2 separate regions of the Mus musculus genome follow, and region 1 is linked to region 2. Evidence: chromatin loops called from intact Hi-C (ENCODE). Cell type or tissue: gastrocnemius. All regions are shown on one strand. Links, peaks and the distances in the headings refer to the core of each region. The heading gives the core; the rest is flanking DNA. Region 1 overlaps Txndc5 (thioredoxin domain containing 5). Region 2 holds the start of Bmp6 (bone morphogenetic protein 6).

Region 1 (12,267 bases), core at 314-8,313, 160 kb after region 2:
AGGCTTCAGAGAGAACCAAGGACTCTCACCAGCGTGCCCCCTATACCCCTGCCCTCTCCTCTCTTCAGCTCTGGGGATAATAGGGCTGCCCCTGGGGCCCCCACTTTGTTCTCAGCTCTTCCGAGACAGACAGCAGCGTCTGGGATGTCCAAGACAAAACTGTTATCTCTGGCTTCCGTGAGGCCCAGAGACCTTGGACCCCTTTCATCCCCCGAGGGCTGGGGTCCGTGGCTTCCCACAGCCAGACCCGGGGCTGAGTGGAGAGCAAGTGGAAGTCCTTCACGTCCACCCGTCCAGAGCACTGGAACTCTGGTGGGACGCAGGTTTTCTCCCACCCCTTTATCCCCCCACGTCCGCCGCCCAACAGCCGGTCAGCAGGCAGTACCCCACTCCCAACACGTCACATCTTAGGACCGTACAGCTAGACCCCAGCAAGAACCCAGAGCCCCACTCTGAAAGGCCAGCCTCCTCTGCTGCAAAAGGCCCTTTTTTTCTCAAATGGCACAACTCAAGATACAAATCACTCTCTAGGGAGGCCTGGCCAGAGTGAGCCAACTCATTCCATGATGCTGAGTGAAGGTCCCTTGGGGCACTGATCCAATCCTCAGCTCCACCTCCAGGCACATTTCGCCCCTCCCCCGCGCCTCCTCCCGGAGGTACCCACCGAGTACTTGCTGCAGACATTGCGCTCAGCGGTGCAGTCCACTTCTGCGATGGTGACATCTGACAAGCCTGGGAATTCCTTTTTAGAGAGCTCCTCCCAGGTAGGAGCCAGATTCTTACAGTGGCCACACCTAGAAGAGAGCAGGGGTTAGCTGTACCAAGATCTGGTCACCACACCCTCGTAGAATCAGTTAAAACCACCAAATTCTCCCACTGGGTGCACATGGGCCCGCCCTTCCTCTCCTAAGGAGGAAGTGAAAGCCCTGCCACCTTTGGTAGCCTGACAGAAGTGAGCAGGTTTGCAAAGTTAGACTCTGATCTCACAGAATGGTGAGCAGGGCTGACACCTAAAGTGACCGTGAGCAGCAGGGGGAGCGGGAATCACATGTGAGGTCACACAGTGATGGTGTAGATTGCACTGCCTGGGCAGGGCGTCCTTGATAGGTCATTCACAACAGAGCTCTGCTCAAATCTTCCCTTTGCTGCCGTTTGCTCTCTTTCTGCCTTCCCCACTTCTCTCTCCACTCACCTATCTGTACAGCTCTGGGGGCTTCTAAACTAAAAGGTTAATAGCATTGTGTGGCACCCTTTCTCCTTTGTTTCTCTTTGTAGCCCAGGCTGGCCACGAACTCACAGTCCTCCTGCTTTAGCATCCCTGGTGCTAAGACTTCAGGCCTGAGTCTCCTTTCTATTCAAGGGCAAAAGCTGCCCAACTCACGGGTCACATCCTCCTTAGCAGCACACCTGCATGCAGCAGCACCCCCGAGTGCACGAAGCACCAAGCTGATAGGGGTGTCACGGTGACCACTGTGTATTTGGGTTGATCATCTCTATGGACTGTGCTTGTTCAAATGGACTGTACTGACAAAGACATAAGGAAACTGAGGTTCAGGGCCATCACAGGACATGCAGGTTACAGCTGTTCATGGAAGTCATAGAACCCATCTGTCCTCCAGTGCCAGGCTATCTAGGTCTCGGTTTGCTCTCCGTCCACTGAGATTCTAGTCCCCGAGGACCCCGTGCCAGGAAGGTTTGGGTTACTAGGTCACGTACTGAATGGCTCGACGAGAAAGCTGAGCCCATCACAATTCACTGATGGTTTTGTTTGTGCCTAAGTAGGCTGAGCTTTAAAAGTGAATGCTCATCTTCCTCTCTAAAATAACGGTTGCTGCACGGGGTACAGTAGAGTCATTTCCTGCAAGGTGGCCTACGTGTGAGTGTGACCCGTGCCCACTCCGCTGAGACACATGCTGTGACAAGGAGCACTGGCACAATGTCTGAGATGGCAACTTACCACGGAGCATAGAACTTGACGAAGGTTATCCCCTGTGCAATAGTGTCCTCGAAGCTCTTCTCGGTGAGTGCCAGCACAGTGCCCTTCAGGGGAGAAAGGTCAATTTAAACACACTGATTAGAGCAGAACAGGGCAGAAGATGGGATCTGGCCAGAGCAGCCTACAAATTACATGCAGGGCAGCCATATGATCTCTTGATGGACAGAGACATTGGCACAGGGACCAGGGTACCAAGTCCAAGAGCTGCCGAGGGGTTGTGGGCAGGACACTGAGACCCTTCACAGACCTTCCCACTTCCCAGACCTCTGTTCTACCCATAATCAGCCCATGGGCTTCAGGTACTGTCTACCAGGGCTCTGCAGCATGGACCAGTCCATTCTAGGCTAGGCCTATAGCTCCCAGGCTTGTAGCCCAAGATGCCTCTGTAGGTCTGCATGAGCTCACATGCTGTGTTTCTCTCCTGCCCTGCCTATCTTCAAGCATCCTCTTCTAGCCAACAGGGACCTGTTGCACGGGTGTGGTGGATGGTTTTTATTATACCCATATCAAAGGGCCTCTATGTACTCTGATGTACAAAAAACTGCATGGACCCAACTCAGGCATTTTAAACAGTTCTTCATGCCAGTGTTCAGCAGCCCCCTCAGAGGCGCTGGGGTGCATTCATCACACAATCTGGACCTCCAACAGTCGGTACACGGGATCCATGTACTGACTACAAACACTACCATCCTACATCCAGATAAGCAGCCATGTTCTCCGGGAGGCCAGATTAGAGATGGAAAACTTCGTTATAAATAGCCATGGTGTTTGATGAAAGCACTTGCAATGTGTAATTACCCTGTTAGGGATGACACACATGCTCCCCTAACGTGGGTGGTCATGTTTCTTAAACCAAAACTTAAGGAATGAGACCCTAAGCTTGAGGAGGCTTCTTGCTGCCCGGGCAGGGGCAGCTGACAGCACTGATGTATCCAATTTCCAAGTACTGAGTTTTCTTGAGTTCCAGTGTGCGTCACCCTCTCTCTACATGACGGGTATTCAGTGAGTCACTGCCCTCATCCCAGGGGACCGGCCCATGACCCCCAGTGTCCCACTGTCAAAGGACGAGCTCAGCAGTGGGAGCTGAGACAACACTGTCCCCACAGTTATACCTTGGTGTCCACAAGATGCTGGTGCCAGGGGCCTCCCTAGTCCACAGTCCAAGGATTTGCACCCATGAAATGACTAGGCAATCTGCATGGAATATACACAGATCCTCCCATAGACTTTAACTGCTACCTGTCACTCACTGTGGCCCTCCTGCCCTGGTCCTGAGTGCTGCACTGAGTGTTTGCTCCATCCTCTCTTATATACAACCTGGAAACCAGTCCCAGGCAACCAAATGTCCCACCCCCCACTTCTTACTGTGTTTGGGTATCTGCCACCATTGGCCAAAGACTCCTCCTATTGGAGTGACCTCAGAACCCGCCTCTTTTCTTGCCCCCTGCCCCACCCCCTGAACTATCCTCACTAGAGTGGGATCCTTAGGCTCCCCTCCTCCTGCCCCCGCTGCCTCACCCTTGCTTTGGGGTCTCCTTGTCATTCAGAGCCCAATGCCTCAGCAACTGCACATCATCTTCCTGAAGCTGACCTACTCCAACCTGCCAGGGCTCCACCCTCCAAGCTTCTATCCCTGGCTGCTCTTTGGCACCCCTTTACTGGACCTAGTTCCTCCCAGTGCTTTCCTGATACCCAACAGCTGATTCTCCTGACCGTATCTGGCTCCCATGCGCCCCCATCTGGCAACTTGCTCATGTCTCTTCTCTCTAGGCTGACTACCTCGTTGGTGACTACCTAATGGATGACACATTTTGCGATCCGGCTACCCCATCTTCTCCATAGCCCTTCCTGATGCATATCTCCCAAGAGCCTTTGCTACGGGGCCAAAGTGAAATGACAGCGGCCAGCTCAGGAGGGAACAGAAATGGGGCCAGGGCAGCGGAGAAGAGTCACAGCAAACTCTCACATACACATCGTTCCCAAGTAACTAGAGCAAACGGACAGACTCTGGAGGCTTGACACCAAGCATCTTCCCTCAGGGATTCTCAAGGGACACCTCTGCTGACCTTGTCCACGAGGTGCATGTAGCAGTAGACCAGAAACAATTTCACACTCAGAAGACCCCATGTGAGAAGACTCTATAGATACTCAGGTCCCTCTCCCTCCCCATTCTGACAAACACCTACCTTGTCACCCGTGGGCTCAGCAGCCATCACTGGGGCCTCTGACGGCTCAACAGTCTCCGGAGCTGCCTCTGAACCCTGCAGCTGGGACTGCACATAGTCTCTCAGTGACTCCAAGTCCCGCTTTCCCTTGTACTGATCCACCTGTCCAAGACACACGGGCTCGGTCAGCATTCTTGGTCGTATGCCATCCCACCCCATCTGTCCGGTTAGACCCCTATCAGGAGTCTCAGCGCCAGCCGTGTGTGTGTCTCTTGTGAGCAGACACTCCCACTCAGATGGGAAATTAGATTGATTTCATCACCCCCATCCCAAGCTGTACATCATCAGAGTCTAAAGTAGGGGCTAGCTGTTCATCCATTGACTTCCTTGAGAATTCTGAGATGCTAACCATGGGCAAGGCATTGAAGGAGAGGGGAGGCAGAACCCCACCAGGAGCAAAGATTAATCTCCTTCTGAGGGCTAAAAGGTCGTTCATACCGGAGCACAGGCGTCCAGGGCCTGCACAGGTGTCTAATTTCAGTGGAAACCCAAGCTTACCAAAATGCCTCAGAACAGTTTGGCAAATGCCAGTTTTGTATTTACTAGGTCTATCAGTAAAGGGAAACACACACATTCACACGCATTAAACAGTACACGTTCCTCCAACAGCCGACAGTAGCCATCTCCTGTATCTGTACACTCTCAGTAACTCAGCCACAGTGGCTAGTGGAAAGGTTATCCCCACACAGCACACAGGAGCTAAAGACCTACCTTCTTAGCCAGGTGGTGGTGACGCACGCCTTTAATCCCAGCACTTGGGAGGCAGAGGCAGGCGGATTTCCGAGTTCGAGGCCAGCCTGGTCTACGAAGTGAGTTCCAGGACAGCCAGGGCAACACAGAGAAACCCTGTCTCGAAAGACCAAAAAAAGAAAAAGAAAAAAAAAAAAAAAAAAAAAAAAGACATACCTTCTTGCCATCTCGAAACCAGAGCAGAGTTGGATAGCCTCTGACCTGATGCTCTGAGCAGACAGCGTAGTGCTGCGTGCAGTCAACCTGAAAACAGAACCACAGAGCACTCAGCTGGCTTCTCCACAGCCTTGCAAAAGGCACTATCAGACCATTTATACTTAAAAAATAAAGTTTTAATCCAGATCCCAGAGCAACCGTGGTAGCAATCTGCAAGCTTTAAGAAGACTCTGCCTAGAAGCCACCCACAAATCCACCCACGCTAATGGAACGTGGTGAGGAGATTTGTCTTGAGATGTGGGATTTATTTGAATTTAACTGAAAATGGCAGGTCTAGGAAGTCCCATCGTGTGGGAAGGAGTGTGAGGCAGGCTGCAGAGAGTAAGACACTCACCGGACACTCACCTGGGCATTTCCCAATGCTAGGAAACCTGATATCACTGGCACTTACATAGTTTCAAATCAAGGGTGGGGGGGACGACGACAGCTCAGTGACAAAGCATGTTAGCATGTGCACAGGTCCCTGTAGTTCAGTTCCTGTGCACACAGCCCGACAAACTTGAGCAAGTGGCCCGTGTTTAATAAGAGCATTCAGTAAGCGTAGCATTAGAAACTTGTCCAAGTAAGCATTTCAGTAGCTATTTATTCTGGTGGGAACTGAACCCAGGGACCTGTTCATAGGAGGCAAGCACAGCTGAGCTACATCCCCTGCCCTTTTCTTAAGATATTTTTATTTTGAGATAGAGTCCCAATGAGCTGTCCCAGCTGGCCTTGAATTTGTAATCCTCCTGCCTCAGACTCCAGAATAGCTGAGATTAGAGACCTGTACCATCAGGCCTGGCTCAGGTTACTACATGTAAAGCAAGATTCTGCTTGCCTGATATTTTTACAAGCATTATTTTTTAATTTTTTTTTTTAATCATTAAAATTGGCCAAGCGGAACTAAGCTGGCTTTCACTGTGTCAATAAAATGGGGTTTAAACTATGTTAAGCGGTAAGGCTGCAGCAAGAGCCATTAGGTGTTAAAATGAGGTCCAGGAAGCTTCCAGCTAGGTCTGTGAGGGGCACAAGCATTCTCCAGGGAGGGTCCTGTCTAAAGCAATGTCCCTCACAGCCTGTGACTGCTCATGTCTGCTTCTGCTCAGAGCCTTTACTGAATAAAGTAGAGACAAATCACCTCCCACAAAAACTCTTAATTTGAAGTAAGGATGCCAAGACGGATGCAGGACAGAAGGCAAGATGTATTTTCGCCTTGTATTTCCACACAATGTTCAACGACTGAAATAATCAGCATTATTGATCATGTCAGTCACTGTATTATCCGTCAATGGTAGACTACGACATTGAAAGCAAAACAGACAAAAGGATAGAATCCATACAACTCACGGTGAGAATAACAATGTGCCCAGCATCACCCCACCCCCAAGGGCCATGCTAAACAGCAGACTCTCATCTGCCGATACACCACCCAGCCATCCATCTTGTTTCCTTTCTGCAAAGAAGTAACTGAGGGGAGACATCTCAACCAGGGCCAGCCTGCCAGGTCTACCACCCCCAGCTTCTGCTTCTGATCGTCATACCCAGACACGAGGCACCTCTTCTGTATGCAAACAAGCCCTGCAGCACGTGGGGAAAGGAGACATTTTTCTAGAGGAATTCCATAGAGAGTGAGCGACTGGTGAGCATCACAAAGTCAATAAGATTAAAAGTAGCCAGAAGCCCAGGGGCTGCTCTAGACAGTTCCAGAAAGCCCGGGCACACAGAAGTTGTTACACATTCCTTCTGGCTTCTCTGTTTGAACAGTTGGAAGGAACTGTGGCTAGCAGTGGAAAAGAGGGTTCGCCATAAAGGGTCTGCTGTGATCCTGTGTGAGTGCAGAACCCAGGAAGGACCCTTCAGGAAAGCTATTGGCTGAGCTCCACAGATACCCAGTGAACATTCTACAAGGCTCTACCCCATATCTTTGCACAGCTCCAGGGCTGCCAATTCAGAATTGGCCATTCCTTCAGAATAAATTGGCCAAGGCCATAATGTATCTCCATCCTGTGGAAAAGCCAGCAGACTCCAAAACCAGGCTGCCATCTGTGAAGGTGAAATGAATTGTCAAGTGGCACACTAACTGGAATTAATAAATCAAGTTTGCAACTTTGCACACAGAATGAATAATGGACTACTCTGCTAATTAATCTGGCCCAAGGCAGACTGTTCCAGTTTAACACGGGCTTGGACTTACCTTGCCAATCTTGACGGTTTCAGAATGTTCAAGGCCCAGAGCCAGCTGCTCCCAGGTTGGAGCCAGAGCTTTGCAGTGACCGCACCACGGAGCGAAGAACTTGATAAAGTGGTTGCCTGCGGGGAAGGCCAAGGCGGAGAGGAACAGGAAGAGGCAATGGGTTTACACCACAGAACCAAATGCTGGACTCAAGAATACAGCTTTGTTCCCTTGCTTAGAGATCTCAAGTCCTTCTGAGAAAAGGGGCTCACCACCACCTATGTTTGTTTATATGGGCATTCAAAACAATAACTCAAAACCAAATTGGTCATCTTTGAAGGGTAACAGAGAACCAACTCATGCTAAAAGAAAACTGGCAAAAAGGGAAAGAGCTGCACATTTACCATGCCTCTTTTTCTCGACCTAACACTGCAAGTGATAAATGAAGTTAGCACCAACTAATCTGATGAGGGAGGGCCCACACAGTGGCCATGAGTACTGCTCCAATCACAGGCAACAGATCGTCAGAGGCACTAGCAGTCATAAGGCCCTCCAGCACCCCTCCAAAGCATATACGGGAAAACCATGACAAGGTGGTATGTGATCTACCAGAGATTTGACCAGCAGAGTCCAGACTTCAGAGAATTCTGCAGGTCCACAAGCCATATGTGCTCAGCAAAGAATGCAGAAAGAAATGCTGGGGAACATGTAGATCAACAGAACCTTGACACAGACACCCTCAGCCTTCAATGAGTGTACAAATGCATTTAAGATTCATAAAATCCACAGAGACAAAGTTTGGAGCTGAGACGAAAGGATGGACCATCTAGTGCCATACCCGGGGATCCATCCCATAATCAGCCTCCAAACGCAGACACTATTGCATACACTAGCAAGATTTTGCTGAAAGGACCCCGATACAGCTGTCTCTTGTGAGACTATGCTGGGGCCTAACAAACACAGAAGTGGAGGCTCACAGTCAGCTATTGGATGGATCACAGGGCCCCCAATGGAGGAGCTAGAGAAAGTACCCAAGGAGATGGGGGGATCTGCAACCCTATAGGTGGAACAACAATATGAACTAACCAGTACCCCCCCCCCGAACTCGTGTCTCTAGCTGCATATGTATCAGAAGATGGCCTAGTCAGCCATCAGTGGAAAGAGAGGCCCACTGGTCGTGCAAACTTTATATGCCTCAATACAGGAGAACGCCAGGGCCAAGAAGTGGGAGTGGGTGGGTGGGGGAGTGGGTGTGGGAGGATGTGGGGGACTTTTGGGATAGCATTGGAAATGTACATGAAATAAATACCTAATTTAAAAAAGTCCATAAAATCCAACCTAGGCCTAGGGGCAGGAGCATTAAACTGAACCATCATATATGTCAGATGAGCAGACTGAAGTCGAATATTCACCAGTGCACACCTGAGCTATGAGGCCCCAAACCCAGGCATGGGTTCCACACAAAGAGCAAGGGCTGGCCTCTGGGTAGGGAATGGGAGAGAGGCCTGGGGTATGGGTGGTACAAAACAGGCTGTGGTGTAGTCACGGAAGACTGCCTTCACTGAGCCCTGTCAATTCTTTTTGTACTTATCATTTGTTTGCCAAAAACAAACAAACAACAACGACAACAACAAAACCAGGTTTTAAAATAAATAAATAACGCTCCTGGTGAGTTAAAAAAAAAAAAAAAAGAAAGAAAAAATATAAAGTCCTCACAACATGATTTTCTGGACACATTTTTCTATCTGGTTGATCTGCTTCTACATTAGGCTGATAGCAGCCCCAGGTCAGGAGAGGACTCACAGCAGATGTCAGGCAGTGGCCACACAGCGTGTAGCAGTGAGCAGCCACACTGATGGCTGAAGCTAGGCCAATAACGCATTCCAGGGAAATAGTGAATCGCTTATTTGAAATGATGAGCAACTGATCTTCGAGGCTAACACCGTCTCTATGCAGCCATGTGCAGTACAGACCCCGGGCAGCAAGATGGAGACTGAACTCCCAGAATCCAAGCAGCCCCATGGGAAGCCAGCAAGGGCAAGAAGCCATAGCTGCCTTGTGAAGAAAAAGCCTCAGCGAGCCTGAAGCACAACCACGTGGGGGCTTCAGGGTGTGTCCTGCAAGAGACGCTTGCGATGGGTGGAGCTTGGCTGGCCAGCGGGAAACTGACTGTCTAGGATGAGGGGATCTGTGTAGAATGTAAATATTCTACACAAGCCCAAGTCAGTCTGACTTCCCAGGGGAAACACCCAGGTCCCACTGCTGGAGCAGCAGTGCTGATTATATAAGTCATTCTAGTAGCAACGGAGGACACCATGATAAAGTTGCTGAGTAAGGCAGGTGGTGAGGGGGACACCAGGCTCCCAGCAGGGACACAGGCTTCTAAGTCCTTTTTCACAGTGTGTGCAACCCAGTCTTCCAGGGGGTTCCTCTCTGTGGCAGCACTTGATAACAGAGCCAGCAAGGAAGTGGTGTCTACTTGCTGCCCATATGTGCTTGAGCCAACGTCTGAACCCTGTCCATGTGGTAACAAGGGGAGGTTTGTGTTTTATTCGCAGTGGAGACTGCGGGCAGATATTGAGGAAACCGATTCCAAAGTCAGTATATAAAGAACACCTAATCTGATTCATAGTTTTAACAGTCCTACTACACTGTTTAAACAAGTAAGAAACATGCTTCTCTCGGCCTCCAACAAATAAACAAGTCCATGCCATTAATAAAGACTTTTTTAGCCAAGGCTGTTGTGTGTGCCTAGTGTGCTCTCAACTTTAGCAGAGGCTTAGGCCAGGCATGTCTACAAGGACGAAAAAGGAGGAAATACATCGTAAAGAGCGGGCTCATTAAGCAACAGTCCAAATGGTGCTGAAGAGACAAAGTGAGCTTCGACTAGATATTGCTATGAGTCCTCAGATAGCAAGAGGAAAAGCCAGCCCCGAGCCGTGGTCACCAGTCCCATCCTTACCTTGAGAAACATGCAGCTCAAAGTTGTTGGCCGAGAGCTCATACAACCCCTGTTTGAGCTCAGGGGCTCTGGGTGGTTCCGCTTCCGGCTCCGGTGTCTAATGGAAGAAGAAAATCAATAGTAGGTTTGTACCTGAGGATGCAATCGAGGCGTGGAGGAGGACCAGGCCTTGTTGATTAGAATCTAAAAATGTCTATCTGCCCTCCTGTCTATCTCACACCTGTACAAGGTCACACAGGAAGTTCCCCCGCCAAGAAGAACTCTGGGTGCTTTAGCACCAGGCCCACCCTACTGGCTTGAGCCCCAGGGCAGTTGTCTCCGCCCCAAATTCAACCAACCAAAGAAACCAACTGAAGTCTGTACACCCAGGAAACCATGCCCTCTTCCTGAACCTGATCGGAGATTCCCCACAGGATTCATAGTAAATTCCCAATGAGCCTCTCTACACAGGAAGGAGCTAAGACACAAAGGTAAACAGGCAAACCTGGAGGCAAAATCACAAGGGTCCTGGTGACCCTCAGCTCCTACTCGGGGCAGGGAAAGCATGCAGAGAAGCAGCCACTAAAGACCAACAGAAAGGTCAGTCATGAGAACCCAGAACTCAACAAGCAAGAGGAACCAGGGAACGGGACCAGGTAGGCCCTGTGAGCTAAACCTTAAGGTAATTCCTGAGACAAGGTTTGGGACAGAAGGACACAGCCTTGCAAAGGATCTTCTGCCAGGACAGGGGCCATCCTTTACTGACGATGACACACCCCCAGAGCCCACGCTTGAAATCATGGATAGAACCAAGCCCTGTATCTACTTCATTTCCTGAGTATGTGTGCCCATGACAGTTGAATTTATAAGTGAAGCACAATGAGGGATTTAATAATAACTAATAAAATAGAAATCACAACAATGTACTATAATAAAAGCTATTTAAAACTTGAGCAGCTCCGGCCTTGTTCCCATCACACCCCGGAGGAGCCTCAGCCAGTCCAAGCCACTTCATCATCATAACCATGAACACCAAGGCTAAGCTCCAAGAGCCACAGCCCATGCCCAAAGCCAGAGCCGCTGACACCATGCCAGGTACCACAGGCAACAGAGGCGCAGGCAGCGTCTGCCATGAGGATCCGACATAATCCCAAGGAAGAACTAGAGAACAGTATAAGAAACAGACACGTCCTCACCAACAGAAGCATGCAGCAGATCACCACACAGGAGAACCTGGGAAGAGCCTTCCCAGTGTGGGGGACAGAAAGGCACTGCAGCTTGAGGTTTTGAAGGAGAAACGTTACAGGCAATAAGCAACTGACCACACATAACCCTTAGAGATGCTGGCTGCCTTGTAGAGGTCCTCCTCACGATTCCAACAGAACTTCTGGGATACTGAGAGTGGGAAAAGGAGGCGAGATGCAGAGCTCAGGACACCAGCCCTACCACAGGTGACAGTTCTCACTGTACTGCATGTGTGGAGCCCACCGGACACACAATTGCAGCAGCAGAGGCAAGTGATGGGGGAAGGGTATGCTGACAATCAGGGCTCAGCAGAGCAAGGGACTCCAGTAACACCGAACACATATGGGGTTACAGGTGACAACTCCACAGGCCCTCTTCACCACAGACAGCCTAGAGAGGATGACAGTGAAGAGGACAAGGAAAGCTAAGGAGGTAAGATCAAGGTCGGCCGACACCTCATCACAAGTACAAGCGTGTTTACTAACACGGCTGCCCGGCGAACCTACCCAAGAGGCCACAGAGACCAACACAGCTGATCTCTAGCTGAGAAGTCGTCTGCTCCCAAGGCCAAGCAGGGCAGGGCGGTGTAAATGCTGGCTTACCAACTCTACCAACAGGAGCATAGTCATCCAACAAGCACAAACGATATAAAATGCCAGCAGTAAGAAATGAACGAGGCGGCTAGAGAGATGGCTCAGCAGTTTGTGTCCATTGTTCTTGCAGAGGACCAGAGTGTGGTTCC
Region 2 (12,267 bases), core at 2,692-10,691:
GTCTGTGTCTGTGTCTGTGGTGTCTGTGCCTGTGCCTGTGCCTGTGCCTGTGCCTGTGCCTGTGCCTGTGCCTGTGCCTGTGCCTGTGCCTGTGTCTGTGTCTGTGTCTGTGTCTGTGTCTGTGTCTGTGTCTGTGGTGTCTGTGTCTGTGTCTGTGGTGTCTGTGTCTGTCTGTGTCTGTCTGTGTCTGTGTCTGTGTCTGTGTCTGTCTGTGTCTGTCTGTGTCTGTGTCTGTGTCTGTGTCTGTGGTGTCTGTGTCTGTGTCTGTGGTGTCTGTGTCTGTGTCTGTGTCTGTGTCTGTGTCTGTGTCTGTGTCTGTGTCTGTGTCTGTGTCTGTGTCTGTGTCTGTGTCTGTGTCTCTCTCTCCCTGTCTCTCATACTAACCATCCAGGATACCACTGGAGGTTTTTCATTTGTTGTTTACCTTTGAGATGAGGTCTTGTTATGTTGCCCAGGCTGATCCTTCCCACCACAGGGCCCCAAGTGCTGGAACAGTGGAACCATCATGTGTGACTTACAGAAGTTTGTGTAAAGCTATTTCCTTTTGGGGTCCTTGAGTCTTGGGAGTGATTCAGCAGTGGAGAGATCTCTAAAAGGCTATTCGGGGACTTGTCTTGAAGTTGTGCTTGCATAGCAAGCTTCTGATCATTTGGGGTAGATTCTGTACTCCAGGGGCAGACAGTTATACGTTTTCCACAGCTCCTTAGCATTACAATAACCTTTAGGGAGCTTGACTTAGGCTCTCAGCCAAGGGCAGAGGAATAGAGGTTGTAATGACTTGATTTTGTATGAGCTTAGCACATCTCCTTGACATTGGGCTCTGTCTTCAGAATCTGTCGGGACCCATCATTTCCCCTGCATTTTGTTTCCCACTAAGGGTTGCTGTGAATCCTTTTCCTCTTGATCATAAACAAAAGGTTCCTTGCTGGTCTTCCTGGATCTGCAATGAGAATGTTATACTCAAAGTCCAGTGGCACAAAAGAGTCTCTTCACACATGGCTCTTGTCTCTCCTCTGCTCAGAGTCATCCAATGACCCTTGCAACTCACACCTGTTTGATGCTATTGCTTTATTTCTGATCAAAAAGTATTTACTGCATACAGCAAACTGTGTAAAGCATGGACAAAACACTCCTATAATTAAGAAAATTGACTTTACCTGTATGTGCTCCACCCACGTGAGAAAATGAACCAACAGTTGGAAAGCTTCTGTTGGGCTTCAAGCTATCATTCCTCTCGTGATATTTTATTTTTATTTTTTATTTTTGAAAAGGAGCTACTCAACTGTCGTCTAAATGAATTCAACCTGACTGAACTTCACACCCATGCAATGAGAGGATGTGTTCTTTCTCGTGTGCATGTTGGCAAGATGTGTCTATGTTGTGCCATCTCAAGCCTTTACTTCTATTTTTTATTTGTTTCCTTATTTATTTTAGAGTATGAAAGCCAACGTCCTTCCCAGGGTGTCCATTGTCCTATAACATCTTAGTATACCAACATTCCGACAGGATTTCCCATTGCTATTCCTTCTGATGCACCCTACTGTAGCCTCTTCTTGCTCTTTATCAGGATCCTCAGGCATGTCCTTGGCACAGGGGTTTGCATGCACTATTTCCATGGCCCAAAAGCCTCTTCTCAGGATACCCTCCTAGCTCATTTCCTTTAATCTACCATATCTTCACCCCAAAGCAGCTTTCTTCAAGAAGCCTTCCCTAAGCACCCATGTGCTTCTACCCTTCCCCCTGTCTACACATCCTCCATATTACTTACCATCCAAATACATATGTGTTTGGTTTGTTTGGTTTGTTGCTGAAATATCTGCTGAAACATCACCCATTTAGTGGCTGAAAACAACCCACACTTCCACCTTCTGTTCTGAGGGTGTGAAGTCTGGATGATGTCAATCCCTTCTCCATGGAAAGGTCCCAATAGACTGAGGACAAGAGGTCCCCGCCCTCAGCTCTTATCTGTAGGCTCTGACCAATCATCTGCTTATAAGTTCGTTCTGGTTGTTGACGTGATTAGCAATCAGAGCTGGGGTTGCTGTTAACTTGATACCTGTGAGCTGTGCCCTTTGCATTCCCTAACTCATTGCCACCTTGAAGCCAATGAGACTAGTCAAGTCTCTCTTGGGCTATGACTTTCTCTTGATGTCTGCTCTTTTTAAAGACTCTTGGGATTCTATTGGGCCCCTTGAATAATCCAGGACCAGTTTCGTCTTGAGGTTGCCTGTTTACCAATTTTAATCCTATCTTTTACTTTTGTAGCACACTGTAGAAACGCTGTTCACTTAGCTGTATCAGCTGGAGTGTAATTCCCAGCAACTTGTGGTACACTGTTCATCCCACTGTAGTTTCCGATCGTCCACTCCCCAGTTTAGACCACAGGTAGGTATAGTTCTCTGGTGTCTTCAGCTTAGGACCCTGCCCAACACACAGCAGACATTTCATTATTTGTTAAACGAATGACTGTGTAGATAGACTGGGTAGGTATATGGTCTTGTTCTTCTTTCAAAGCTAAAAGTCAATGATACTGATTTTTATTTTATTTTTATTTTTGAAACAGGGCTCACTATGTGGCCAGGATGGTGTGGAACTCAAGACCACCCTGACTTAGCCTCTGCAGCACTAGGATTACAACTGTGCACCATCCTCCTTGCCCCATGTGACTTTCCTTTCTAACCTGCATTTATTCAGTGTGGACTTTTTTTTTTTCTTTCTGGCCTCTGCATGACACCATATGGTTTTGCTCCTTAAAAGGACTGACAGCCCAATATGACATAGTTTCATGCAGCCTGCTAAATAGAGACACACGTGGTTCATAGAATGCCATGGACCCCAGAGGCTGACGGGTCAGGGAACCCTGCCCTACCCAACAAACATATGTCCAGTGCTTTCTCAGAACCAACCTCTTCAGGGATAATAAAACGAGAAATGGAGATGTATTGTTTGGTTCAATTTAAACATAAAAATGTGACTTCATGTACACATACCAGTTAGCCAATGAAAAATTCAGAAATGGCTTAATGAGTCGACTGGATTCCACTGATAACTTCATTGTTTGGAATTCTATAGACAGTTTGGGTTCTAGGAGTACAAGGTCTGAGTGCGTGAGACAAGTGAGACTCAATAAATAACAGATTTGCTATTTGGGTTACAGTGTGGAAAAAAAAATCTCTGGAAACAGATTTATATATTAGTTTTTCGCTTTGCCACCAGATGTCCTCCGAGTTGGAAAATATGATGGTCCGAGTGACATTTTGAAGTGTGAATGCCCAACATTTTTGAACAGACAGTGATGGGATAGTGTGAGGGACTGTGCATGTGACCGCAGACTTTGGGATGAGACACATATTTTGAAGTTTGTCTTACAGGTGTAGCTTTCAGAAGCAATATTTATTTAACACTCTGATGTTCATCTCTCGCACTCAGCAAACATTTACTTAACATAGTTCCTTTTCATTAAACCCAAACTGGTATTTTTAAAATGTGAGTGAGTGAGTTATTATATTTTGGAATTGATGTCAAACTCCTCCAACCTTGTGCTAATTATAATGCTGAGAGTTTAGGATTTTATGAGTGGAGTGTCCCAAGGACTCGGGGAGGGCAGACCTCAGGCTTTTAAGAACTACAGCCACATATTAGAGGACTTCTATGTTGAATTTTGAAAGCAACAGCTTAAGGCTTTGGGCCAAGCAGTTGAATGGGTCTGACTGAATACAAAAATCAACGAGTGTACTTGTGGTTTTGTTTTTGCTTTGTTTCGGTTTGGGTTTTGTTGAGAGAAGATTTCTCTACGTAGTCCTGGCTGTCCTGGAACTTGATCTGTAGACCAGGCTGGCTTCGAACTACTGGAATTACAGATGTGTGTCGTTACTGCCGGGTTACTTGTAGTGTATTGTTAATGATGTGGTTTATGGGCAAGAACAGAGCACTTAGCATATCAAATGGATAAGCAGTATCATTTTGAAACAAGGATATTTGGCATGTTAAATTAACAAGCACCATCTTTTCAAATCAGAATTTATTAGGCCAAACACATTGTAAACATAGAGCTCTCCACAACTGGTAAGGAACCACTTTGAAAGTAGGCATTTTTAAGAATTTTCTGTGAGTTACTCTGTGTCCCCGTGAGAATTCCCACCCTGTCTCTAGTATCACCAAACGTGTGGAACAAATTTGTGCTTTATGGTGAGGCCATCTTCACTTCGTGAAGTGGGGCAAGGGTGGGACAGACAACCTATTTCCAGAGACTGAGGCCATCTGCATGAAATGTCAGCCAAGCAACCAGATGTTTGCTATGGGTTGGCTCACACATCTGGCTTCTTGACGAGATTTCTCCTCTGCCCCCGCCCCCAACCCCCAAATGCTTGAGAGATGCTCAGAGAAAAGTGAGGGAAACTTGTCTGGGTTTACAGAGGAAGGGGCAGTAATATTTTGGTGTCCTGCAGGGGGCGAAGTGGCCTCTGATTTTCTCCAAGTGTTCACAGGTTCCAGTGAACTCTGGAGGCAGACCTGCTCAAACAAGTTCCTTCAATGCCATTATTCTGTATCCACTTAGAATCACACGTGTGCTTTGTGCTAGTCCTCTGCTCTGACACCTCCGGGCCACGTGGAGTCTCTAATGGGATGTGGTCAGGAAAACAGGAGCGGGAGGGACATGGATGAAGGTTCTCTTTCCACCCCGAGTTTCACTTGACATACATAGAGAAGCTGTGGTCCCAGTCTGATGTCATTGAACTCTTAGGATTATACCTCTTTATTCATCCCTTTGAACTAGGTGGGCCCAAGTGCTTGGCTGCCTGCTTCCTGTAAATATGGCATGTCCAGGTTGAGAGTGCACCATAGACATGCAGAACACATCTCTTGTGACCTTTGGCTGAATGTCACTGACCTTATGACATCTTACCTCACATTTTTTGGGGGGGGGGGCTTCCTCAGACTCTCATACTCACCACCTGAAGACACCCCCCAAACACCCCCTTATTTTAGCACTATTCTTTGAGAACAGAATTCCTCTTGGTAGGGGTGGGGAGTCTGTGACAGGCCTGAGTTAGAGATGCTGTTAAGGACTGTGGTTGATAATACTTCACTACATGTCATTTTAGACTCACGCCACAAGGGGGGGGGAACCCTACAGAGGGGGCAGTAGTGTAGCCCTACATGTCTGTTCTTCACTAGGCTCATTTTCACAGAGTCATATACCCCAAATGAGTCACAAGCTCGCTTTTTAAAAAAAGATTTATTTATTTATTTATTATATGTAAATACACTGTAGCTGTCCTCAGACACTCCAGAAGAGGGAGTCAGATCTCGTTATGGATGGTTGTGAGCCACCATGTGGTTGCTGGGATTTGAACTCCTGACCTTCGGAAGAGCAGTCAGGTGCTCTTACCCAATGAGCCATCTCACCAGCCCACAAGCCCACTTTTGTGTTTTAAATGGCACTCCCTAATGGAGTACCTTTAGGGCTTAGTTTGTTTTTCTATTTTTACAGATTCCAGTGTTGTCTTCACTGCCCTTATAATTTGCGCTTCTTTTATTCCGCATGTGTCTTGTCAGACCTCTTACAAAGAAGATGTGGCTGAGTGTGTGCAAGGAGGAGGCCCCCAGCTTGAAGCTCATGAGTACTTGTTGTGACTTCAGATCTTCTGAGTGGAGTTCCTGGCCTCTCTAGCAGCACAGCAGTGACTTCATACTTGTACAGTGTCCTGGACAGAAGAAACGGTGCACGCTTTTGATGTCTCTAGCATCCTAGCAACAATTATCTAAAATGTTTCAGACCCCATAAACCAATACTGAAAGTGGGTGGCTTATTTTCTTTCCTAATCCTTCCATTCTTGTCAGGTGAAAGACTCACATGTTTAAAGGGCATTTGCTTCTACCATCTAGAGATGAGTGGCCATTTGAGCCATGAATTGACATGTTTATTGGTAGAAGGCAGTGTTGGGAGTGGTCCCAGTTTGTTCAAGGATAGAAGCAACCTGTGTTGAGGGCCCTGTTTATTATCCTGGCTATTTTCTATACTTTCCAGGCTTCTGCCCTGGCTGAAGGCCATCTTTACCACCGTCTTTACGTTTTACCTGGAACGGTGTGTCTAATAATTGCATTTCAGCTCATTAAGATGCAATTGCCAACGGCAACTGCATTGAGAGACTAGCAAGAGGATGGGGAAGGCTTTCCTCGTAACACTAGCAGATCGTAACCCCTTTCGTTTGGGTTGTAGTTTAAGAACTCAAATGCAGCCCAAACGAAGAAATAAATTGAAATATCCGACTGGAAACCTCCAGGACTCTGGTTTGGCTTGTCCTGCCCTCTTTGCAGCTAGTGTGTGAGCAGCTTCCTCGCAGGGTGTGTCTTAACTTACAGCAGCTGCCTTTGAGAGCCACGTGTCTGCTAAACGCCTACATTCCATCAATAAGAGAAACTGAGCAGAGAAGGAGAAAACTGTCATACTATTTTCTCCTTCGGTAACGGCATGGATTAAATAGCTGTGTTTGCTTTTATTTAGCAGAGGAAGAAGAAAGTTTAGATCGGGGTCGTGATCGGATCTGTCTTCCTAGCAATGACCTCTTTGCCTTTCTTACCCGCCCAAGCAACTCCTGATGCCTCCAAGAATTCTGTGTGCTAGAAACCTACGCTCGCTAGGCAGAGGCAAGGCCCTGGGAGAAGGGAGGGTGAAAGAAGGGGGTGGGCCTATGTAAATAGCCCGCAAGAGTCACCTCTCCATTGGCTGGTAGCCTGTCCGTTACCGAGTAGGGCAGGGCGTTCCTGGGCTTGAGTGCGGTACCTGAGCGAGACGCGCAGCAGAAAGCCCACGTTGGCGGCGGCCGGGAGCGCAGTGCGCAGAGGCGGGAGACTGCGAATCCCCGAGCCGACGCCGCAGCCTGCGTTCCGAGTTCCGCTCCTCGTCTCTCTCATCGCCTCGGAGAGCGGGATCCTCCGGGCACCCGAGAGACTGCCGAGAGGAAAGCTAGATCGTGGCCGCCTCCACTTGGGGAGGCGCGCGGAGATTCCGAGGGGGAGAGACGGTGCCCGAAGGCGGAGGGGCGCTGAGTTTCGGACCAGAGGGAAGTTAAAACCGCGCGGAGAAAATTGGCTTTTTAGGACGCAGGGACGCCACAGCCTGGGACCCACAGGGGAGTAAACTTCACGACTGTCCTACAAGCCAGGAGAGGCGTGCGAGGGGATGGTGCCCGGCATCGCCTCCACCTCTTGATCTGTCGTCTCCGGCCCCCCTCGGCCAGCCGCCTCTGAGGGTTCAGGGCAGCGCACGTGTGCAGACTGCGAGTGACCGTGCCGTGACCCGCCCGGGGACGCCGGCTGCAGCGCAGTCCTGCCTAGGACACACCTGGCTCACTCAGCCCGTGCGCCTCCAGAGACCTGCGGGAGAGTGGAGGATCCTGGCCGTCGCCCCGTCGTCTCTTCTCCACCCGGGCTTCTGGGGGCGCCGCGGATGACCATGAGAGATAAGGACTGAGTGCCAGGACCGGGAAGAGAGCCCGCCGAGAGGTGGCGGGGGCTGCCCACTCCGAGGGCCACAGCCTCCGCGCTCCGGCCTCGCTCCGCCGCTCGACGCCTCGCGGGCCCCGCGGGGGCAGCCGGGCTGGGCGGCGATGCCCGGGCTGGGGCGGAGGGCGCAGTGGCTGTGCTGGTGGTGGGGGTTGCTGTGCAGCTGCGGCCCCCCGCCACTGCGGCCCCCTCTGCCGGTAGCCGCGGCCGCCGCCGGGGGGCAGCTGCTGGGAGCCGGCGGGAGCCCGGTGCGCGCTGAGCAGCCACCGCCACAGTCCTCTTCTTCGGGCTTCCTCTATCGGCGGCTCAAGACCCACGAGAAGCGGGAGATGCAAAAGGAGATCCTGTCGGTGCTGGGGCTCCCGCACAGGCCGCGGCCCCTGCACGGTCTCCAGCAGCCTCAGCCCCCGGTGCTCCCGCCACAGCAGCAGCAGCAGCAGCAGCAGCAGCAGACGGCCCGCGAGGAGCCCCCTCCAGGGCGGCTGAAGTCCGCTCCACTCTTCATGCTGGATCTCTACAACGCCCTGTCCAATGACGACGAAGAGGATGGGGCATCGGAGGGTGTGGGGCAAGAGCCTGGGTCCCACGGAGGGGCCAGCTCGTCCCAGCTCAGGCAGCCGTCTCCCGGCGCTGCACACTCCTTGAACCGCAAGAGTCTCCTGGCCCCGGGACCCGGTGGCGGTGCGTCCCCACTGACTAGCGCGCAGGACAGCGCTTTCCTCAACGACGCGGACATGGTCATGAGCTTTGTGAACCTGGGTAAGGATTTTGGGGGTAGCATCGCGCGGAGGGTAGATCCCTCCTTTGCAGTCTCCTGGGCTCAGGTGGTGGGAAGAGGTGGAGGAGCGCGCGCGTGCGCGCGCGGCGGGGATGTGGGACAGCTGGTGCTCCGGACACCTGCGCGGCCGAGTGCTCGCCTGCGCTCCGCTGCAATGGGAGGAGCTGGAACACGCAGAGGTGCCCGCAGAGGTTGTCTTTTTCGGGGAACATGGGGCACTTTTCCCTGTATTCTTATTTCTGACGAGCTCGGGCCACTTCAACGCAAATGAGTTTGGCCAAGGTTCCTAAGAATAAGGTCCTCTGCACTCTTTCCCCTCTGAACTGTCCTCCATTGCCCCCTGGACGTTCGGAGTGCCGCTTTACCCATAGTGACCGTCAGGGAATCCCCCAGCAGTTGAGAACTCCGAGAACCTGATCTGAATGCTTTAGAGAGATTCACAGGTGTTGAGGAAGGAGGGCTTCGGTGGCTGAGGAAGGTCCCACCAGGACCTTGGAAGGTGTGCCAATCCCCGCCAGGCGGGGCTTGCGTCAGTATGGGGCGAGATTCCAGCGCAATTGGGGTAATCCACCCAGTGCCTGCGCTCTCATGCCCTTGGCCATTGTCCCAAAAGGTTGACCCTTCAATCAATGCTGTCCAAGCTCCTGGGGGCAGAGAAAGGGTGCGGGGGTAGGGGCCAGGGTTGGCCGCTGAGCTCTACTGAACTCCGTTGCCAGGCAACAGAATGGAAAGTCGAGGGCGGCTAAATTGGGCTCTGCCACTAATGTTCTGTGGCAAACCCAGACAGAGTCACGTCCCCCCCTCCCCGAAGTTTTCTCTCATCTGTAAACAGAAAAGGGAGGTGGGGTAAGAAAGACTGCGGAGTCAGTGCTTCTGAACCTTGCTAGTTTTTATTCATAAACTTAGTATAGAGCAAGGATGTAGGAGGCACGTCCCTAGTGGGTAGACCTGGGGAAGTAGACACACCCAGAGTGGCTGCAGCCGCCCCTGGGTTTCTGTGAGGCTTTTTCTCCCTGGGGGAGACCCATGCCTGTGCCCAGGTCTCAGAAAGGGTTAGCATGAGCTTGCCAAAAGGCCTATCAGAGCCGTCCATCTTCTTCAAGCCAGGAGTGATGACCCAGTGTTAAGTATCTAATTTAGTTCTTTGCGAGTGTATCTAGGATCCTTAGTTCCGCCTAGGTGGAGTCCAGTGAGAGAGAGAGAAAAAAACGAAATAAGAGTAGCAAGCTAATGGAGCAGGCAAGTGTGGAGGCAGAATGACCAGTATCCAGGCAGTGCTGAAACCCTCCTGGGAAATTCATGAAACTCGAGTCTCACAGTGAGTGGAGGCTCAGGGCCTGCCAACCGGGCTACTTGCACCACCAGGGGATCTGATTGGACAAGAATTCTCACAGTGTATTGGAATCAAGGCTGAGCTACCTCCAGGAAGCATTCTAAGGAAATTGTCTCTCATGTCACTCAGTGAAACTTGCTGATGATGGGGTGGTCAGGGCTTCCGAGGACCATGATTGTTCTTATTGTAGCATGGGCTGATTCTTTTCATTTCCTAGGCCTCAGCCCTGGCTGACCTTCGTGTCACTTTGGGCCTAAAAAGTTCTTGGGTGCTGGGACTGGCCCTCTTCAAACCCAGAGATTGGCAGAATCCTGTGGGTGAGCTCAGACAGATTTTAATTTTTTAAAAGTTCCTTAGATTTTTTTTTTAAGTGTGCTACCATGGTGAAGATGTCTGAAGAAAGCATCATTCATCGTCTCTGGAAGAAAAAACAAACAAACAACAAAAACAAAACAAAACAAAGAAAACCAAATCAACCCCGAAGACTTCCGAATGCTGTGGCACATTAGAATAATATGTGGGCTTTTAGGAATCCCCGGTGGCAACTCCATTTCAGTCCAGTCAGCACGTGGCGGTTTGGGCAGAGTTCAGAAACACTATTTTTTTTAAAGTGCTGTCCCAGTGATTCTACAGTGCAGAAACCATTATTTTTGATTGTAATTGAAATGTAAAGATCTGGTTTGAGGCAGGTGTGTGTGTGTGTGTGTGTGTGTGTGTGTGTGTGTGTGTGTGGTGACTTTCAGATTCCTCTCTTTCTTTGCTTTTCTGACCTTCTGTGGTGTACAAGTGCACACAGCTTCTGAGTCACACTGTTTGAAGCTGGTTGCCAACTCATTTTGTTATGGCTATGTAGTTTAGCATCATATCTCCCTAGGTATGTTTTTAACTCCCCTCCCCCCACTTTCCTTCCCTCCTTCTCTCCCTTCCTTCCCCCTCTTTTCCTCTACCCCTTCTCTTTCCCTCCCTCTCTCCCTGCCTCCTCCCTCCCTCTCTCCCTCCACCCTCCTTCTTTCCCTCCCTCCAACCTCCATCCATCCATCCTCCCTCCCCTTCCCTTTCTCCCTCCCTCCCTCCCTCTCCCTTTCCTCCCTCCCTCCCTCCTCCTTCCCTTTCCTTCCTCCCTCCCTCCCTCCCCCTTCCCTTTCCTTCCTCCCTCCTTCCCTTTCTCCCTTCCTCCCTCCCTCCCTCCATCACTCTTTCCCCCTCCTTCTCCTTTCCTTTCCTTCTCTCTATCCCTTCTTTCCTTTTTGGGACAGGCCTATGCTATGTAACCCAAGATACTTCAGAGCTGGAAACCTTCCCGCCCAAAATTCCAGAGTACTGGAATTACAGGCACACGAGGTCATATCTGACTTCTATTTTTCATAAGCGAATTTTAAAGACTGAAGGTTCCAAGGGAGCGTACCAGTAGGACAAGTGGATTCCTAGACAGGCTGACATGAAACTGAATGTTGCCACCCTGTGCCCCAAACCCTTTCTACCTCATCTTGCAGCTTCCTGCAGTTACCCTTAATGTAGGTCCAGTTCTAGACTCCACGTGGAAGAAAGGAGAAAACCTCTTCTAGGTAGAGGGCGTTCAAGCAGCAAGCATTACCACCTGCCCGAAAGCAGCGGTGTTCATCTTAATCCATGTAGCAGTGGGGAAGACAGACTTCACCAGAGGCTAGAATGTGATAAAACCTGATGACCATGGCTGTGAATGTAAGGGGAGTTTACCTGTAGAAGAAGGGTCTGAAACTCAGCAATGTGGATGCTCTGAGAATGTTAGAAGTCTGCGTTTTTTCTCATTGGTATCAATGTCATGTTGAATGATATAGTAGTAAGTACATGACTCATCTATTAAAGAACCTATAGAAAGTCAAAGCTTAACACCACTGTGTTTGTACAATGTCCACTGTGCTGAGGTTACACGTTAAAGGCATGAGGGAAAGCTACCCATCTCTGTAAACATGCCTCTTCCCTGGGACTAGAGGAATAATTTGCTCATGAAATACGTTAGAAACACCCTAGCTTTGTCAGCCAGCCTGACTATCAGGAAGTATGAATCAACAGGATGAATCTCTCATAGCTCGAACGCTGGTCATTCGGTCCAGCTCATTGTTGTTGATATTGACTGCTTAAAATCCTGGCTTGGAAACAGGCTGAGACATGAAGGGCTGTCTGCTCTTGTTGCAGTGTGGCAGCTGAGGGCCTGGGTGAGCTTGTAAATTTATATCCAATGAGGGTCCCAGATGGCATTTGCTATTTGTTTTTTTTTTTTTTTTTTTTTTCTATTGCTCAAAATGTCTTGACGCTCTGCTATGCAAGCCTGCCAATTTGGTGACCTTGGAGTGATATCCTTTAGGCATTAGGTTAAAAGTCCACCCTCCTACAAAGACCTTCTTACTACAAGCCCCATCCTCCTCTTTATCAGCACAGCACCCTGGTCCTTTCCTTCCTTGTGCTGATCCCATGGAATTTCTCTCTCTGCCTGTCTCTGTTTTTAAAATCGCTTACTCATTGTGCATGTACTGTTTAGGATGAGAGGCTGACATCACACGGATCCACCATGGTAGCCTAACAAAATGCTGAGCACACTGACCACACTTGGAAAAGATCGCACTAGCAAGACTATAAACAATAGCCTGTAGTTTAAATTCCCACTGAT

What was found. A loop is a pair of places that touch in the nucleus more often than their neighbours do. Peaks named below come from ENCODE experiments on the same cell type or tissue, not always from the same donor. Only the 100,000 strongest peaks of a DNase experiment are listed, where the experiment ranks them.
Region 1: it touches region 2 in a loop (5-fold over the local background); 12 of 42 quality-filtered maps call a loop at or near these places.

What each region holds. Positions count from the first base shown.
Region 1 is chr13:38,502,767-38,515,033 of GRCm38, forward strand. It overlaps Txndc5 (thioredoxin domain containing 5), which reads right to left. Exons shown (of 10, transcript NM_145367.4): 4 at 10,302-10,398; 5 at 7,361-7,476; 6 at 5,128-5,214; 7 at 4,183-4,323; 8 at 1,958-2,040; 9 at 665-794. Among named protein-coding and RNA genes, the nearest start is that of Gm31834, 19 kb to the right of the region's middle. In gastrocnemius, for the core only: a CTCF peak has its summit at 3,746 (motif pointing left); DNase peaks (open chromatin) are centred at 626, 3,040, 3,730, 4,362 and 3 more places; H3K27ac peaks cover 955 bases.
Region 2 is chr13:38,338,320-38,350,586 of GRCm38, forward strand. Bmp6 (bone morphogenetic protein 6) reads left to right here and starts at 7,397. Exons shown (of 7, transcript NM_007556.3): 1 at 7,397-8,268. The coding sequence starts at 7,614. It overlaps Gm47990 (a long non-coding RNA gene), which reads left to right. Exons shown (of 2, transcript XR_003950672.1): 2 at 5,560-5,804. In gastrocnemius, for the core only: CTCF peaks have their summits at 4,441 (motif pointing right) and 5,134 (motif pointing right); DNase peaks (open chromatin) are centred at 4,440, 6,765, 7,420, 8,156 and 3 more places; H3K4me3 peaks cover 4,145 bases; H3K27ac peaks cover 3,450 bases.